2 separate regions of the Mus musculus genome follow, and region 1 is linked to region 2. The links are chromatin loops, found by intact Hi-C in ENCODE. Cell type or tissue: left cerebral cortex. All regions are shown on one strand.

What was found. Hi-C counts contacts between places; a loop is a spot of excess contacts. Peaks named below come from ENCODE experiments on the same cell type or tissue, not always from the same donor. Only the 100,000 strongest peaks of a DNase experiment are listed, where the experiment ranks them.
Region 1: it touches region 2 in a loop (5-fold over the local background); 6 of 42 quality-filtered maps call a loop at or near these places.

What each region holds. Positions count from the first base shown.
Region 1 is chr5:32,947,263-32,952,262 of GRCm38, reverse strand. All of the region lies in intron 31 of Depdc5 (DEP domain containing 5), which reads right to left. Among named protein-coding and RNA genes, the nearest start is that of Ywhah, 69 kb to the left of the region's middle. In left cerebral cortex, no CTCF peak of the experiment used is centred here; DNase peaks (open chromatin) are centred at 419, 1,345 and 2,026; H3K27ac peaks cover 1,804 bases.
Region 2 is chr5:33,018,751-33,023,750 of GRCm38, reverse strand. Ywhah (tyrosine 3-monooxygenase/tryptophan 5-monooxygenase activation protein, eta polypeptide) reads right to left here and starts at 4,935. Exons shown (of 2, transcript NM_011738.2): 1 at 4,597-4,935. The coding sequence starts at 4,683. In left cerebral cortex, CTCF peaks have their summits at 1,926 and 4,875; DNase peaks (open chromatin) are centred at 1,914 and 4,382; H3K4me3 peaks cover 5,000 bases; H3K27ac peaks cover 4,047 bases.

The DNA.
Region 1 (5,000 bases), 71 kb after region 2:
ACCAGAAGAGGGCATCGGACCCCATTACAGGTGGTTGTGAGCCACCATGTGGTTGCTGAGAATTGAACTCAGGATCTCTGGAAGATCAGTCAGTGCTTTTAACCGCTGAGCCATCTCTCCAGCCCTCAGAAAAGAACCTTTAAGAAACATAACCAGGGCCAAGAAGTGGGAGTGGGTGGGTAGGGGAGCAGGGTTGGGGGAGGGTATAGGAAACTTTCGGGATAGCATTTGAAATGTAAATGAAGAAAATATCTAATAAAAAAAAATTAAAAAAAAGAAACATAACCACAACCAAATGTTTCTCCAACTACCTCAAAAATGAATGTTAGTGTCCAAAACGAGATTCTATGAAGGCCTGTGTTTGCAGTTATGTAATCTCTTGCATCTCTTTTAAGTCTAAACTCCTCTTCTCCCCTCTCCCCTTGCAGCTTATCCTGTGACGTAGACAACCCAGGCGTACTGAGTCAGTTCCCTTTATTATTCCATGCTTTCTTCCCTGTACTTCCTGGGAGCTGTGAGCTAGACCTAAAAGTTTAGTTGGATTTAGGTTCAACTGGGGGGCAAGGATTCTTCCTCTGTGTGCTGTGTAGTTATGAGTTCTCAGTTCCTTTAATTCTTTAGTGTTTATACACAGTAATAGTCTAGAATTTTTTCTGATGTTTATCAGCAAGAATATTTTAGGAAGAAAAAAAATCTGCAGCTACTTAGTTATTCTGAGGTATACTTTACAGGAGATGCAGAAGACACCCTTGCTTTTCCTCTTTGTCCACCAATGAACTCTATTTCTCTATCACACTGCAATATATTCTCTATTCAGCTTTCTTCCGAGTCACATCCATGAACACACACCATGACTTTCTTTGGCATGTCTTGATGGCTCCAACAATGGGCCACGACTGGGAAAGCAATGGCAGAAAGCCTCAGATGCCTCATACACACATAACCATCCACATTTACTGAACTGCCTTCTAGGTGCTAACCTGCACTCCAGGAAGGCATTCATACCTGGGTGAGACTGTTCCTGTCCAATAGCTCAGAGCCTGCTATAGTGAATATGCATAGATGTGAGAACATGTACAGGGCACAAGGTATTCTAAGGAAAGAGGGAAAGCAACCAGTCCTACACAAAGCCTGCACGGTGTGTGATTGGCAGGAGGAAGTCAGCTTACACTCAACACAAGACACAAGTAGACAAACATCTTTCACATAAGAATAGGTGGATGGGACACTATCACACTGTTGGACTGCTGTTAGCATGGAGCCATCCGCAAAGAATGAGGACATCTGTCTGTTTATCTCATCCCATAAAAGCAGAAAAGGTTTCAGGCCACTATCTGCTGCCCAGGCTAATCCACTGCTGTTAGTCAGCACAGAGCTGACTCTACAGGAGCTTGATCAAAGGAATGTGCTTACAGATAAAGACTGGCAGGAAACTGGAGGAAACAGTTACAGTACGACAGCAGACTATAAAAAGAAAGCTCTCTCTCACTTTGATGTAACAACAAATACAACTGAATCTGCTTATTATAGTAGGAGAAAAAGAAAAGCAAGCAAGCAAGCCGGGCAGTGGTGGGACACCACTTTAATCCCAGCTCTCAGGAGGCAGAGGCAGGCAGATCTCTGAGTTTGAAGCCAGCCTGGTCTACAGAGTGAGTTTCAGGACAGCTAAGGCTACACAGAGGAACCCTCTCTTGAAAACCCAAAAAAGAAAAGAAAACAAAAAGCACCGTGTAAGTAAACACTGTATAAAGGTCTGACTCCTTTAATCTACCTTCACCCTCCCAAAAACCTAGCGTATGAGCCAGGAGCAGTCATCTGGGGCATGGAAATGCCTCAAGTCTGACCTGGCTCTTGCCATGGGTTCACTGAAAGCCTCATCATCCACCCTGGGGAATGTTACAAGCACAAGATGGCTTGCTTTTCCCAGTCTGAGCAGAAAGAGGCTCATTGACGCATACTAAACAGTGACTCACCAACAAATTAAAATAAGATATTTTTTACCTCCATTTTCACACCACTCCCAGAAACGTATGTTCCTCATTCTTTTCTGCAGTCAGGGAGAACCTGCTGGCAGAATCGTGAGGCCTTTCCTGGTCTTCCCAACAGAGCTCACCCACCAAGCCATTCTAGGCATGGGACCTGTCTCTGAAAGCGCGCTATACAGGATAGTTTTATGCCAACTTGACACAGGCTAGAGTCATCTGAGAGGGAACCTCAACTGAGAAAATGCCTCTGTACACTTAGGCTGTAGGCAAGCCTATAGCGCATGTTCTTAATCAGTGATTTTTGGGAAGGGCCCAGACCACTATGATTGGTGGCATCCCTAGGCTGGTGGTCCTGGGTTCTATAAGAAATCAGGCTGAGCAAGCCATGAGCAGCAAGTCAGTAAGCAGCTCCCCTCCCTGAGCTCTGCGGCAGCTCTTCTCCTGCTGGAGTTCCTGTCCTGACTTCCTTTAATGATCAACAGTGATGTGGAAGCATAAACCAAAGAAAGAAGTCTTCTCCCCAAGTTGCTTTTGACTGTGGTGTTCTAATAACAACAATAACAGCCTTAACTAAGAGACACATTTTTGCCAAAGATGCTGAAAACATATATCACAATATTAAGGAATTATAATTGTATGATAAATTAGGATACTATGATTAGGGTGTTTTTTTATGTTTATTTATTACATATAAATACACTGTAGCTCTCTTTAGGCACACCATAAGAGGGCATCAGATTTCATTACAGATGGTTGTGAGCCACCATGTGTTTGCTGGGATTTGAACTCAGGACCTTTGAAAGAACAATCAGTGCTCTTAACCGTTGAGCCATATCTCCAATCATATATTTTTTTTAAGTTACATTTTTTTACTGGGGAGCACACATGCCACCGTACAAGTGTTGAAGTCAGAGGACAACTTTCATGGGTCAATTCTCAATCCCACAACGTGGGTCCCAGGAATGAAACTCAAGTTATAAGTCTTTGTGGCAAATACTTTTACCCACTGAGCAATCTTGTCATCCTGGTTTAGTTTTGTTTTTTGTTTTGTTTTTTTTGTTTGTTTTTTTTAAAGAAGACAAATTTTTCAGAGATACATTTTGAAATTATTACAGATAAGAGTGTGATATCTGGAATTTGAGAAATAAAATAAAAGGGAAGATGAACATCCATGGACTATAAATCAAACAAGAGTGGCCAAGAACAGATGATCACTGAAACAGATGACAAGAGAGGGATTTAATATACTACTCAGCCCACACTTTTTCATCTATTTGAAACGTTTCATTATAACAAAACCAAATGTGTACTGAGTGAATCCTTCCCCTATGACCAGCGCTCCACACTGTCTCCAAAAGAATTTCTACCCATACCTCATACTCTCTTGCCCAATCAACTTTACTTTCTAAAGCCAATGTGTAAAAGTTCTTACTAGATACAACCTGGAACCATACAACACGGTAGACAGCATCTCCCCTAACCTACCTACATAACATCTGTATAAAAGAGCCCCTTAGCATCCCACCTTCTGTAACTTCATAGAACTACACAACATATCTTCTATGAAACCAGCAGCGGGAAGTACTGAACCTCTAACCTCAGAAGAAAACTGACAGGTAATCTGACTAATGTAGGTCAAAGAAGCAGGCAAGCAGACAGGGAACCACATCTACCTTGGGGCAGGGAGCGGCATGAGAGGGGATACATGCAATAATGCTTTCTCTTTTTGCTGAGTTCCACCTTCCGCCAAAACCTCTTTCCTTATGCACAGCCATCTTATATCCCAGCCAGATGTTCTTCATGTCCCCTTCACAAAGCCTGGTGTTGTTCAACTGATATACTGTTGTCATCTGTAGCATTTGCTACTTATAAAAGGGGCCACATAATCAAGTGCATGACTGAAGATGCAAGATGAGTCACCTCAGGGAGAGCGCTATGTACAGTGGCACACACGTGTAGCTTAAGCATGTGGGAGGTAGAAGCACAAAGATGAAGAGTTCAAAGTCATCCCTGGCTACATGGTGATTCTGAAGCCAGCATAAGCTACCCAGGATCTTGTCTTTAAGAAGAATAAGATGACTGGGAGAACCAGAAATGGATATCCTTTCTAAACTACTGGGCCTTATGGTTGGATAAATGAAGATCGAATCTTTGCTACTGAAAGGCAAGCATAGGCTGGAGACACTGCTCAGTGGTTATAAGTGCATACTCTTCTTAGAGAGGTTCCCAGTTCAGTTCCAAGCACCCATGTGAGGCAGCTCACCTGTAACTCCATCGCCAGGGACATTCGGTGTCTCTGCCATATACTTGCAGTCCCAGAGACTCAGGAGATTGAGGCAGGAAGATCACTTGAGTTTGATCCAGGAGTTTGAGGACATCATGGACAACACAGCAAGATCCCATCCCTAGTTAAGACAAGCATGGTGGCACATGCCTACTAATCCTAGAACCCCAGAGGCTAAGGAAGGCATACTACGAGGTTGAGACAATAGAAAACTATAACAAAAAATTTAAGTTAACCTAGGCTAGCTACATTGCCAGACTTATCTTAAAACAAATGACAAAATTAACCATAGGTAGGGCTAGGGAGATGGCTTTGTAGTTAAGAGCATATGTTACACTTACAGATGACCCTGGCTAAGTTATAATCATCCTTAAGTCCAACTTCTGGCTCTACAGGCAACAGTTTCCCATGTAGTGCACATACATACCATTGATTTAAAAAAAAAAAAAAAAGAGTGCTTGCATAAAGACTTCAGTTTAGATCCCCAGCACCTACATAAAAGCCAGTTATAGACAGGCATGCCTGTAACCTCAGGCCTGTGGAGGAGGGGGAGACAGATTTTGAGAGCTTGCTGGCCAGCTGGCCCAACCAATAGGCTAAGCTCTAACTTTAATGAGAGACCTTGACTAAAGGAAACAAGGTAGAGTGACAGAGAAGGACCCATAGCATCTTCCTTTGGTCTCTATGACATGTGTATGGGTATGGACAACGCACAGAGATGCATACGCGAT
Region 2 (5,000 bases):
ATAGACACACTTTACCAACTAAGCCATCTTACCGCTTTGACAAGTACAACGGAACAATTCACAGCCAGAACAGCAGCTCAAGCAATTCTTAAACACTACTGTGATAAAGACCCCTGACCTTCAGAACAGAAAAAGTTCAGACCTACATACTTCCTCTTCATACTTGTCTACTGTAGCAAAGCCACAACTAGTAGATTCTACTTTTAATCAAACTTGGCAGATACATTCAGTAAGTGCCCTTATAGAAAGTCACTGGGACAATGGTTAGTGCAGCAGAACATGTGTCAAACTATCCTGTAACTTCATGGGACACTGTACAACACGCGAGGAACAACTACATGACCAAGACAAAATTAACTATTAGACATCTATCATCTGTAAAATGGTGCTGTTACAAACAGTATCTGCAAACACCTGTTTTGACATTGCATGAGGGCCGAGGGGTCAACCAGCAGTAGAGCATATGCTTAGCACGCACAAGGCCCTGTGTTTGATCCCTAGCACAAAGTATTAGTATAAATCAAACAGTAAGTACATAGACTAACAGCTCCCATCCAAAAAGCACCTAGAAAGTAAACCAATAAATGCCATAAACTTGCTGAATACAATACAAAAACACTGGGGTACTCCTCCAAAACTTTTTACTGTTTTTAGACCGCCTGAGTAACTAATCTAATCTTGAACTCACAATAACTATGCAAGCTCAAGTGCTGGGCTTATAGGCAGGAGCCATCAGACTTGGCCCTAACACATTTCTAAAGGGGAGGTGTAGTACTACACTATTTCCTCAGCTTATAGTAAAGATACAACTTCAGTGCCCAGCTAGTGGAAAACAAGTCTCTCATAGCTTTCATTTATTTCAAACAGCACTAAAGTGGCTTTCACACTAGCCATGAGTGGTGGCTCACACCTTTAATCCCAGTACTTTGGGAGGCAGAGACCAGTTTGGTCCACTTAGGGAATTTCAAGTCATATTGTCAGTTTTTGTTACACCTTTAAAATTGCACAGGGCCAGGCAGTGGTGGCACACGCCTTTAGTCCCAGAACTTGGGAAGCAGAGGCAGGCGGATTTCTGAGTTCGAGGCCAGCCTGGTCTACAGAGTGAGTTCCAGGACAGCCAGGGCTATACAGAGAAACCCTGTCTCAAAAAAAGGAAAAAAAAAGAAAAAAGAAAAAAGCATAGGATTATGCCTTCCCCGGGGCATTCACCTTTACACAGCACCTGCTTCTCCCATTTCTCACAATCTCCCAGCTATTGGCAACAAGAGCCTTTACCTCTTCTTGTCCAACTCATGTTTCCTTAAATGCACTTCTGCATCCTGAATTTCATAGTCATCAAATCCAACATTTCTCTTTATGCTCTGCCAACACTAAGACTACAGCAGCTGGGTGTGACTGCACAGCCTGTAAGCCAAGCACTCAGGAGGCCCGAGCAAGAGGATCCTGGGTTTGAAGTCAGTGAGACTCTAAGACTGTACGACACGGTGTTTTTATTTTATAATTTCACAATGACCACCTATGTTTTGATATAACTGATTCCGGAATAGAAGCGACTGAATTATGCCCACCTCTCTACCTACCAATATTCACCGGAGGCCTAGTTTCCCTTTTTCCTGATATCCTAGTCCTTCTACAGTAACATTTCATCCCACTTAATAAGCTTGCTTCAGAGTCCACATTAAACCCCACCAACCTGGCAAGGTATGAGATCAGGAAAAGCTTAAAGGTCTCTTTACTGAGCTTCTGTTCAGAAGCATGTGTTGACTTTTCATACTGAGTTTCAACTCATCTGAAGGAACACCACTATTTCTAATGTACTGAGGGAAGGTTGCTGGGGAATCAAAACTGGGCCCTCAACATACTAGGCCAACTTCCCTACCACCTGAGCTCCAAGCCCAGCCACAATCCCTAAGGTTTACCACTACTGTCCTCCAGGTGACGCTGCTGGATTAAGAAACATTATAGCAATATGATTAAACCATTTAAATTGAGAGAAAACCTTGAAGATTAAAGACCAAAAAATGACTTGTAGTACAAACATTCCTACTTTTATACTTGAGAGACCGTGAAGCCAGGAGAACTAACTTTCAAAGTCAGAACAATGGCCTCAGATCATCCCATCCAGCCAGTGTCTTGTTTCACTCTCTAGAACTACATACTTACCTGCCTTTCAATTGCCTGAAAGCAAGGCCACATTCACCCCGAGATAAGCTAGGCACGGTGGTTCGCACCAGTGAGCCCAGCATTTGACAGTTAAGGCCGCAGCATCGGGAGTTCAAGGCCAACCTCATCTATTAATGTGTTTGAGGCCAGCCTGAGATGCATGAAACCCTATCTAAAAGGGGAAAAATTAAAGCAAACAATATAAGTTTACTAGAATTCACTCTTCCCAAAAGCTTAATTAAGGTTTATTAATGGGTGACTCATTAACATTTATTAAGAATTTTATCTACGCCGGGCAGTGGTTGTGCACGTCTTTAATCCCAGTACTTGGGAGGCAGAGGCAGGTGGATTTCTGAGTTCGAAGACAGCCAGGACTACATAGAGAAACCCTGTCACGAAAAACCAAAAAAAAAAAAAAAAAAAAAAAAAAAGAATTTCATCTACAAACTATACCAACAGGCAAATGAGATAAAAGTACATCCCATTAATACAGGTGGGACAAACATGAATTCTGATAGAAAATACTCCTCGTTTTTAACAGTTTATTTGAGGGAATGTTTTACCATAAATTTGATGGTACAAATATTAAATTCTCAATGTTTGATATCTTTTCCAACTGATGAATCATTTTAGACATAGATTATAAATTTCAAACACAAAGGTCCATTAGCTTTTGCAAAATGTTTCCTCAATGCCTCGGAGAACATCTGTGGATACAAGCAGGAAATTGCAGAACACTCTTCAAGGCCATTTAGAAACACACCAGAAACCTTTTCTTTTTTTTCCTGCTAAAATTGTTTTTTTCTTATAATCTCTCTCTAGTCTTTCCTTTCTTCCCACCTCAGGATAGTTGATAGCTCCAGACATCTGATGGCCATTTCCCCTTTACTGTGTATCCTCTTCATTTTCAGAGGTCCTCCCTAAACTGCCCAAACCTCCAAGCCCACTCACATATGGAGCAAAGGCCCCCTAAGCCAGCTGTTCAGGGAGAGGCCTCAACTTGCACAATACCAGAAACATTTAGACATTTAGTAGTGACTTGGTGTGTGGATAGAGGTGGCTTTCAGGGTACACTTTAGTAATATCAGTCTTGTTTCCAAAAAATTTTGCAAAACTGTTATTTTAAATTCATTTTCTCAAAGAATCCACAATTTCTTCAGAAAAATTCATACCCCAAACCTAGAATGTTCCCTGGTATAAATGAATGCTTCTAACCAGAAAAGCATACCATAATGCTGAAATCAGTATCACCAAGGAATCAACAAATGGCCTGCCTGTGATGTTGCTGGATTCCAGAGACATCCTGCTGAATGTGTACAAGGACCCTGGAGGAAAGCTAACTTGATTATTGTTCTTACCTGAGAAAATCCTAAATGTTGGCCTCAATTTTCTATTTCATGTAGTATCAAAATACAATTTCCAAATTAAATGTGTATGGAGTATGTGGGTTTAAGAAAGCCTTTCAAAGACTAGCCATAGGTCATATGAGCTACAATTCAGGGCAGTTAATACTTAGGTCAGCTAAAAACTGCCCAAGGGCTGCTAAAATGCAGATTTCTGGGTCTCACCCTCAAAAATGTTTATGTATTTAGAAGTCTAAGGTGGAATCCAAGGAAATTTTCTCCCTAGTCTTAAGAGCTAGGTGGCCACAGTTGTAATTCTGCCACTGTGTGACCTTGACAAGAAATATTCTTTTAGAAAAAACCCAGGATGATGTGAAGAGTTGTCTATAGTGATGTGGTAACAGAACTCCAAAGTCTTGGGTAGGCAGGTAGGCTCTAGGCTAAGCTATTGACTAGGGTGTGGCTGGGCAGGTCTCCTTTACCGGAAATCAAGCTCCAGAATCCATCTCTGAGGGTCTCAGGAATGCAAAGGCCCCCAGGGTTGCTTCGTTTTCATTTCATCTCCAGGAAGGCACGCAGCATGGACCGTTGGGATGTATGCAGGGACCCACACCCTCCTTCACGCCCAGGACTGCTGGAAAGGGGTCTTCCCACACAAAGCCAGACCCGAGGTGTGGAAAGTGGGGGAAAAAAACAACTTCAGACAAGCAAACCAAACCGGTCGTAGTAGAGAAAACCAGGAGATGGGTCTCCACTCGCGGATGAGCCTTTATTACAAGTGGGTGAATGGTGGAAGGAAAGCGCCTTTCGCCCAGGTCCGGCAGAAGGGTCTAGAAGCAGGAACGCGACTTCCTCCTTTCCTCGGGCACCCCCTCCCCCACCGGGGCTCTGCGCTAGGACACGGCGACCCCCGCCCGCCAGCCACCGAGAGGCCTCCCGGGGAGACCCCGCCCCGGCCAGGCCGCAGGAAACGGAGAGTCCAGCGGCCGCCGCGCCCAAAAGGTGGCGGCGCGTAGGGAGAGAGCCGCCGCCCAGGCTCGGGCCGCCCCGCCCCGCAGCCCCCGGCCGCCCGGCTCCCCAGCGCGCTCACCGCCTTCATGGCGGAGGCCATATCGTCGTAGCGCTCCGCCTGCTCCGCCAGTCGCGCCCGCTGCAGCAGCTGCTCTCGATCCCCCATGTCGCTCGCGACTCGGCCTCGCCTCGCACGCCCACACCGCCTGCTCACTCGCTCGCTCGCTCGCCCGCCCGTCCGCTTCCCGGTCGCCGCCGAGGCCGCTACCGCGCACGCGCACTGGCTCGCCGGCTGGCGGGAGGCTGCAGGCTGCGCCGCCGCTCGCGCCTTCTCGCTGGCTGGCTGCACGCGCTGTGGCGAGCGCCGCGGAGCCGCCGAGAGAGGATAGGGGGCGCCGCGGGCGGGCGGGCGGGCGGGGAGGACGCGACCACGCCTGCGCACTCGGATCAGCCCGCCGAGCTACGGGAGGGGGCGGGGCGGCC